Regions from separate parts of the Homo sapiens genome. Here region 2 is linked to region 1. A link is an interaction called in ENCODE POLR2A ChIA-PET data of the cell type or tissue named here. Cell type or tissue: Caco-2. All regions are shown on one strand. Each heading gives the region's core, and the rest is flanking DNA. Links, peaks and the distances in the headings are about the cores only. Region 1 has its middle 78 kb from the start of IL6ST-DT. Region 2 holds the start of LOC101928419 (a long non-coding RNA gene).

Evidence for each region. Peaks named below come from ENCODE experiments on the same cell type or tissue, not always from the same donor. Only the 100,000 strongest peaks of a DNase experiment are listed, where the experiment ranks them.
Region 2: POLR2A ChIA-PET joins it to region 1 with 10 read pairs; 9 of 35 experiments call an interaction of 5 or more read pairs at or near these places.

The regions. Positions count from the first base shown.
Region 1 is chr5:56,070,502-56,074,896 of GRCh38, forward strand. No RefSeq gene overlaps it. Among named protein-coding and RNA genes, the nearest start is that of IL6ST-DT, 78 kb to the left of the region's middle. RefSeq lists an enhancer at 3,467-3,968. In Caco-2, for the core only: a CTCF peak has its summit at 2,086; a DNase peak (open chromatin) is centred at 2,030.
Region 2 is chr5:56,121,550-56,125,944 of GRCh38, forward strand. The region is part of intron 8 of ANKRD55 (ankyrin repeat domain 55); the gene reads right to left. LOC101928419 (a long non-coding RNA gene) reads left to right here and starts at 2,552. Exons shown (of 2, transcript XR_241794.2): 1 at 2,552-2,709. It also overlaps the pseudogene RNU6-299P. RefSeq lists a silencer at 723-895. In Caco-2, for the core only: no CTCF peak of the experiment used is centred there; a DNase peak (open chromatin) is centred at 2,402.

The sequences.
Region 1 (4,395 bases), core at 246-4,245:
AATAAATCACAACAAATGACTGGAGCCACAGAGATCTACATCCTTTTCTTCTGAGATTAAGTACTTTACCAGAAATGCTTACAGAGAAACAGTTCCTGATTGTAACCTGCTATCCCTTTCCTACCAGCAACTAACCCCCAGCACTAGCGGGGGCCTGTGCAAGTGAGGCCCCCCACCTAAGCTTAAGTTTCATTAATTCACGGCTATGTAGAAAATCGTCTCAATTCCCATACCGAGTCCATCATCATTTCCTAGAAGACTAAGCCTCTTCCTTCTCCTTGATACTGCACACTTTGAACTGCTGTTGATAAGATCCCAAATAAATCAATGCCTTTATTTCTTTGAAAATGACTTCATATCCATCTGGAAGAAATAATAGCTCCCAGTCTCATTCTTTTTAAAGTGATCATGTGTCCCCATTCAGCATGCAGGGCTCTAAATTTGGGTATCCTTGGCTGTCATGTGACAGAATTTCCCTAGAAGTGTTTTGGGACTAAACGGGAGGAATGTGAGATTTGCTCTGTTTTGTAAAGCAAACAGCAGGAAGTTGGGAAAGTCTGATAAATCTGAATGCATTTTCTGTACTATCTTGTCCTCTATTCAACTCAATTTTATTTTTTCTTCTTGGATGAGGAGCCATAATCAGGTTTCCATTGACAACCTGTGAAAATGTTGACTACAGTTTTGTAACTGAGTTGAAAGCAGAAAAGCCAGATGGAAAAACAATCTCCAACCTGAAAAGTAAAAAGCAAAATGTACTTCTAGAAAAATATTGCACGTGACTTGGAGAAAAATTAGAATAGGATCTGCCTATTTTAAAATGAAACCTCAAGCATGTGGTTTAGGCTTAGGGTGTTTCCTCTTTTTTTCTTGTAATTTTACTCTGAGATTGAAGCAGTGTTGGCATATTTGCCACACAATAGGTTTCCTGTAGTAGGAGGAAAGAGTCATAGGTTGAGTTTATATGAAAAAAGGCAAGGCCCGCTGATGATCATTTAACACAGAATGTAAAATGATCAGATTTTTTAAAAGTAAAATATCAGTTGAACGTAGGAAGATTCCCCAATATGCTATGGTGCCTTGTAGTAACTGAGTCCTTGCAGCTGCTTCCTGGCAGTGATTCCCTCCCAGACCTCCAAAAGGTTGTATGTGCTGGGGAACCAGGTAAGTGTGAATACCCAGTAGGGACAGGGCTCTGATCCAGGGCTGGAAGGCAGCGCCTGGGATCCTCAGGGCTGATTTAACAACCTTCTGATCCATGGGTCTCTGGGGAAACATTTTAGAATTGACATCTTTGCTTGGAGACCACAGAGCTGCCGATAAGAACATAGCAAGCTTATCCACAAATGTGTTTTTATAGGAAATTTTGTGTGGGAAAGAAATGGGGAGGAATATACAAGAAGAAAAGAAAGAAGGAAGGGAAAGCAAACTAAGCTCAGGTCCAACGTAGGGAGAAGAAACACTTGTTAATTGTTTTGAGGCATACAACTACAATGAACTCTCAGTAAGTCAGAATAGTCTCAAAGAGATCTGATCTGAATTAAAATGTAAACTAGACAATAATTTTAAAGGTAAATATAAATTTATTATTTTAAAGCATACTCCTTAATACTTAAATAGCTGAGAAAACAAGTAGAAATCCTCCTGGGATTGCTCAAATGCCTTAAGGAAAAAAATTGTAATGAGGACAATTAATTGTTCTTATCTAAATAGGTGCTGCTAAAACTACTTTAAGTATTTGAAAACTTCGTTTCCTTAAGAAGCTAAACATGATTTCAGCATTTGCTTTGCAAATCTTATTTTTCAAAATATTGCTTTGGCAGATTTTGGCTTTCTACTGAAATTATAAATTATTCTGTACTCTTTTAGCAGGGTGAGAAAGAATGTGGTCTTATTCCATGTGGGATAGATTAGTATACTGTAGCCATATATGTACTAGGCTCTGTACTGATGTCTCTCTTTTTTTTTTTTTTTTTTTTTGAGATGGAGTCTCCCTCAGTCTCTCAGGCTGGAGTGCAGTGGCGCCATCTCGGCTCACTGCAACCTCTGCCTCCCTGTTTCAAGCAATTCTTCTGCCTCAGCCTCTCAAGTAGCTGGGATTACAGCGCCCCCACCACCATGCCTGGCTAATTTTTTTGTATTTTTAGTAGAGACAGGGTTTCACCATGTTGGCCAGGCTGGTCTCAAACTCCTGACCTTGAGCGATCCACCCGCCTCAGCCTCCCAAAGTGCTGGGATTACAGGCATGAGCCACCGCGTCCAGCTTGGATTTCTATTTGTGTTTTTTTTTTTGGCATATGTTTTTTGAGATTAAAAATTTTTTTTGAATTGGTAAAACATTTGAAAGAAATTGAAGAAACCCAGTAAAACATTTAAAAGAAATTAAAGGGCATGAAGTGAGATGTACATAAAATAAGTCTCCTTTCCATTCTTGTTCCCTAACCTTTTTCCCCAGAGTCCCCCATGGCTCACCAGTTTCTTATGTGTGCGTTTTAAGATATTGTGCTGAACATTTAAGATATAATATCTCATTTAATCCCATGTGGTAATTGACTACATATTGTCATCTTCATTTAATAGATGAGGTAACTGAAGCACAGAGCATACTTGCCCCAGATCACAAGGAAATAAGAGAACCAGGATCAGAACCCGTGCCAGTGCATCACTGCTTTACATCCTCCGCATTATCTTCACTCCAGATGGCCACAAAGCCTGGTCTCTACTTTCTTGTCCCCACCCCTCTGCTTGTTTAAATTTGACTCATGCTTTAAGGCCTTGTTTAGAATAATGACAGCATTTACTGAGTGCTCACTATGTGCCAGGCACTTACATACACTATCTTATTTAACCTTCATAATAGCCTTAGGAGGTAAGTAAGTATTATTATCTCCATTTAAGAGAAGTGAAGCTGAGACTTAGAAAGCCACATAGCTAGTAAGTGGCAGCGTAACACTGCCATGCTGGTCTGATCTGAGGCCCTAACCTCCCACCTCCCGCCCATTCACTCACAAGGTTCTCCCCAGTTTGCAGTGATTTCACTTCTAGGAATAGCCTTAGCACTTCTTATCACAAACCACGATGGTATTTGCTTGCAAATTTTTCTGTATTGTTCTTTGGCAGTTTAACCTCCTAGATTCTTCTCTTTCAACCTTGCTGTCCACTCCTAGAAAGCAGACTCTATTTGTAATGCTCAATCATAATGCAATTGTACAAATCCTACTGAGACCTTACAAAATAGAACAAGAAAATGGACTAATGAAAATGGAACTCTTTAAACTTCAGTCTGGAATTACATCATTGGCATATTTAGCTTTTGAAAAACCAAATATATGTGCACTAGAATAAGTGAGAGAGGAAAAAGGCAACTTGGTGAGGTGGTACTGTCTGCCATTGCTCTCCAAGGCTCATGCCCCAGGGTATGCACCAGGAGGCTGGCACCTGCCTTTGCTGGATGGGCTCTCCATTCCATGGGTTCAGAGTACCTAAGTACCTGTCTCTGAGTGTGACTCTATTGCTTCAAGATGAATTTCTCTCTCTCTCTCTCTTTCTCTCCCTTCCTTCCTTCCTTTCTTTTTTTTTTTTTTTTTTTTTTGAGACAGAGTTTTGCTCGTTACCCAGGCTGGAGTGCAATGGCACAATCTCGGCTCCACAATCTTGCAACCTCCACCTCCTAGGTTCAAGCGATTCTCCTGCCTCAGCCTCCCGAGTAGCTAGGATTACAGGCGTCCACCACCACACCCGGCTAATTTTGTGTTTTTAGTAGAGACAGGGTTTCTCCATGTTGGTCAGGCTGGTCTCGAACTCCTGACCTCAGGTGATCTGCCTGCCTCGGCCTCCCAAAGTGGTGGGATTACAGGGGGTAAGCCACCGCACCCAGCCTCTCTCTTTCTTTCTTGTCTCACTCTCTTGCCCAGTCTGGAGTGCAAGGTACAATCATGGCTTACTGCAGCCTCAACCTCCTGGGCTCAAGTGATCCTTCCACCTCAGCCTCCTGAGCTGCTGGGACCACAGGGGCATGCCACCATGCCTGGTTATTTTTTATGTTTTGTAGAGATGGAGGTCTTGCTATGTTGCTCAGGCTGGTCTGGAATTCCTGGTTTCATGCGATCTTCCTGACTCAGCCTCCCAAAGTGCCAAGATTACAGGTGTGAGCCACCACGCCCTGCTTCTTTTTAAAAAATACAACATTGGCTGCAAGGTGGCTCATGCCTGTAATTCCAACACTTTGGGAAGCCGAGGTGGGAGGATCACTTGAGCCTAGGAGTGCTAGACCAGCCTGGGCAATATAGTGAGACCCAGTTTCTACAAAAAATTTTTTAAAAAATTAGCTGGGCATGGTAGTGCATGCTGGTTGTCCCAGCTTACTTAGGAGGCTGAGGGAGGAGGGTTGCTTGA
Region 2 (4,395 bases), core at 227-4,226, 51 kb after region 1:
TTTAGTAGAGATGAGGTTTCACCATGTTGGCCAGGCTGGTCTCGATCTCCTGACCTCGTGATCCACCCGCCTGGGCCTCCCAAAGTGCTGGGATTACAGGAGTGAGCCACCACACCCGGCCAGTGTTCCACCACTTTTTAAAAAAGATTGTATGCTCCACGTGGGAGGGGAATGGGAGCCTTTCACTCACTGTGTGGTTCTGGCACATATAGAGGCTCCCAACAAGAAGGTCGAATAAATTGGTACTTTTGTGATACTGCTTTCTTTATTGTACCAAAGACAAAATAATTCTGGGTAGAATTAGACCCTGAATTTTTTTAACTCTGTGAGTAGAAATAAGAATTTCCACTATTCATTTAAAGAGCACCTACTGTTTTCTAGGAGGTCAAGGCTTGGCTTTGTCTTGGATGAAGGACTCTGCCTGTGTTTTGGTAACCTGTCCCAGTGGGTTTTTAAGTGTGCCTAATGTACAGCAAATACTTCGATCTAAAACAGAAGTTTGAGAAGCTGAAGCTTAGCTGAAGCATATAAAAAGTCAACTTGCTGGGAGATAGAGTTGCATCTCTGAAGATTATGTTTACTCTAAAAAAATGTTTCTTAAGTGTAGATTTATAGCTGCTCTGTGCCTATGCATTATTATTTTTGGAAGCTGTGGACTTGTAGTAGCTTAGGCAGTTGCCAGCAGGAGATCAGAGTTTGAGAGCTTGGAGGTGGCCTAAAGACGATTAGCCCTGGCCATCAGGTCATCCTGGAAAATACTGTGAAAAGGTACTGGACGTTTGATTCTACACATAGTTGTATTCAAGATTGAATAAACTAGGCCAGGCACGGTGGCTAACATCTAGAATCCCAGCACTTCGGGAGGCTGAGGTGGGTGGATCACTTGAGGTCAGGAGTTCAAGACCAGTCTGGCCAACATGGTGAAACCCCTAATCTACTAAAAAAAAAACAAACCCAAAATTAGCCAGGCATGGTGGCGCACACCTGTAGTCCCAGCTACTCGGGAGGCTGAGACAGGAGAATCGCTTGAACCAGGGAGGTGGAGGTTGCAGTGAGCTGAGATCGTGCCACTGCACTCCAGCCTGGGTGACAGGGTGAGACTCTGTCTCCAAAAATAAAAGATTGAATAACTATATTTTGGATTAAGTACTGATGTCACAAAACTATGTTCTGATTTTTTTCTGGGGGTGTAGGGAGAGGCAAAGGGCAAAGGGCAAGTTGACATTCCTTTTTTGAGATACGGTCTCACTCTGTCACCCAGGCTGGAGTGCAGTGGTACAATCACAGTTCACTGCAACCTTCACCTCCTGGGCTCAAGCAATCCTCACATGTCAGCCCCCTGAGTAGCTGGGACTACAGGCATGTACCACTATGTCCGGCTAATGTTTGTATTTTTTGTAGAGATGGGGTTTCGCCATGTTGCCAAGGCTGCTCTCGAACTCCTGGGCTCAAGGGATTCATCTGCCTCAGCCTCCCAAAGTGCTGGGATTACAGGTGTGAGCCTGGCCCACATTCCTATGAATGGGGTCTTCTGTGCAAAGAATGACTATCCCTCTGGTAAGTCACTCGGGAAATGGGCAGTCCTGGGGCAGGAAAGGAGGTCATGGAAGACCTCTCCTCAGCCTTGTGCAGGGCCTGAACCTTGGGCAGAAGGGCACTTCTGAGAGGGCCAGGTGGTCTCTCAGGCCTGGAGGCAGCCTGGCAGCTGGACAGAGAAGGGCTGGGTTGGGTATATCTGTGAACGGGGTTGGACATGAGTATTTGGAGAGCATATATGTATGTATATTGTGTGGCCCCAGAATTACCAGGTACAGATTGTATCTTCTGTCAATTAAACACCTTTTTCCTGTTATGCTAGAAGCAGCAATTTTATAACACGTAATAGGGCCATGTATTTTTCAACACAGTGATCAATCACACTGCATATTTGAATGTGGCAGATGTGATTAGTTCCATTCTATGTGAGAGAGGTCTCCAGGAGACATTTATTCTGAAACAGGACGGGTCCCCAGCAGATTATGTCCTCCCATTTAGACAGTGTATTGCCAATAAATTCAGCAGATGGAGGGCTGGATGTTGATCTAGTCAGGCTTACCAACATGTGATGATTCACTCAGAAGCTTTGTGAAATACTCCTTCATGACAATTACTAAGACCGACTGTTTAAATTCCTCTGACCATCAACATGGAAGCGATCCAGAAGAACAGGGTTTTGCTGAGTAACGAGGGGAGCATATAGATAATCTCTAATATACTCATGTCCTTGGGGCCAGTCTGTGGTACCTAATTTCAAGTTGTCTAAACTTTAGCTCCTTCTTATCTCTAAGCTTCAGGATGTCCTGCAAACACAGCCAATCTGCCTCAGCTGTCACAGCAGGGGGCTAAAGGGCAGGGCCCATGATTCAGAAGGAATTCAGCAGAGACAAGAGTGGGCGGATGTGGTGGCCGCTGAATGGCAGGAGATAATGGGTCCAAGGATGCAGCGTTGGTTGAGCTATCAGTGACTGAGGAATGATTAATGAAACATGTAAACATTCCCCAGAGAATTCCCAGAAATACACAGAGAGCAGGACTTGGTAACAGACTTTCCTCTCTGAAGACAAGTAAACTGCATATTAAAGCGGACTGTGACCTCATAGACTGATGAAATTTGAAACACTTAAGCTACATATGCTGCTTCTGGGTTATGTGTTCTGTGTCATATCTTAGGTAAGTACTACAATGTTTTAAGTACCATAGACTTATGATGTGTTTTACTATCTGGGAGGCCTAGTTCTTCATATTTTCCTTCTACCTCTTTTTATTACTACTTTACTTTTCTTTCCTTTTCACAAAAACTTTCAATAGGAAAAACTTTCACTAAAAAAGAGAAGAAGGAAAGGGAAATCACAATTATTGTAAATACTTAAAGCACATAAACCTGTGCAAACTTTGAAAAATTAAACTATTTATTTTTGTTTTTTTTAATTTTTTTTTGAGACGGAGTCTCGCTCTGTCATCCAGGCTGGAGTGCAGTGGCACAATCTCAGCTCACTGCAACCTCTGCCTCTCAGGTTCAAGCAATTCTCCTGCCTCAGCCTCCGGAGTAGCTAGGATTACAGGCGTGCGCCACCACGCCCGGCTAATTTTTGTATTTTTAGTAGAGACAGGGTTTCACCATGTTGGCCAGGTTGGTCTTGAACTCCTGACCTTGTGATCTACCTGCCTCAGCCTCCCAAAGTGCTGGGATTATAGATGTGAGCCACTGTGCCTGGCCCTGAAAAATTCAACTATTAACAGAAGCTTATAGCTTCAGCATGAAGGCAGAATTTCATGTTTTGCTGCAGAAAACGTGGAAAAAAATGGAGGCTAGGATTTGATCAGTACATGAGGCCTCTGAATTGAGTACTGGATTGGAAAGGACTCTTCTGGATATTTTACTTCCTTTTGAACTCTCCTTATCTTTGTACTTTCTTTTTTCCCCTTAGTTTTACTTTCCACCATGAGGCCTAGAGAATTGGATTTTCTTTGCTAAGTGGGTGGTATTGCAAAATGGGAACTATTCTGTTCAAAGCTGGTTCTAGGAGTGTTTTGAAGTAGATGAACTTTCCCTCAGCCTGCCTTTCTGAAATTTGTTCTTTTTTTAAAAAATGGTTAATTCACTTTTTTCCTAATGTAGCTTATGTTCTTCTACTTTCTTACTTGCTTAGGATCAACATCTGCTCTTAGGAAAACACTTACTTTTTTCTTTTTTCTTTTTTTTTTTCAGACAGAGTCTTGCTTGCTTAGTAACCCAGGCTGGAGTGCAATGGCGCGATCTTGGCTCACTGCAACCTCTGCCTCTTGGGTTCAAGCGATTCTCCTGCCTCAGCCTCCTGAGTAGCTGGGATTATAGGTGTCCGCCACCACACCTGGCTAATTTTTGTATTTTCAGTAAAGATGGGTTTCGCCATGTTGGCCAGGCTGGTCTCAAACTCCTGACCTCAAGTGATCCACCCATCTCGGCCTCTCAAAGTGCTGGGATTATAAGTGTGAGCCACCACACTGGCTGGAAAATGTCTACTTTCAATGATTTATACTTTAATTTTACTTAAAGTCATTTAACCATCTCCAACTTCTGAGACCTATGTAGAACTCCCCATTTTTTCCCTGAGTTAAAAGAATTTCAGGTATTAATAGAGAAGATTAGCGTGGCCCCTGCGCAGGGATGACACACAAATTTGTGAAGTATTCCATATTTTATAAAATAATTTTTAAAAAAAGAATTTCAGGTATCTGGGAGTAGGAGGTGCTTTCTTGGGGCATCTAAAATTATGATAAGTAGGCTGGGCACGGTGGCTCACGCACGTAATCCCAGCACTTTGAGAGGCCGAGGCGGGCGGGTCACCTGAGGCCAGGAGTTCAAGACCAGCCTGG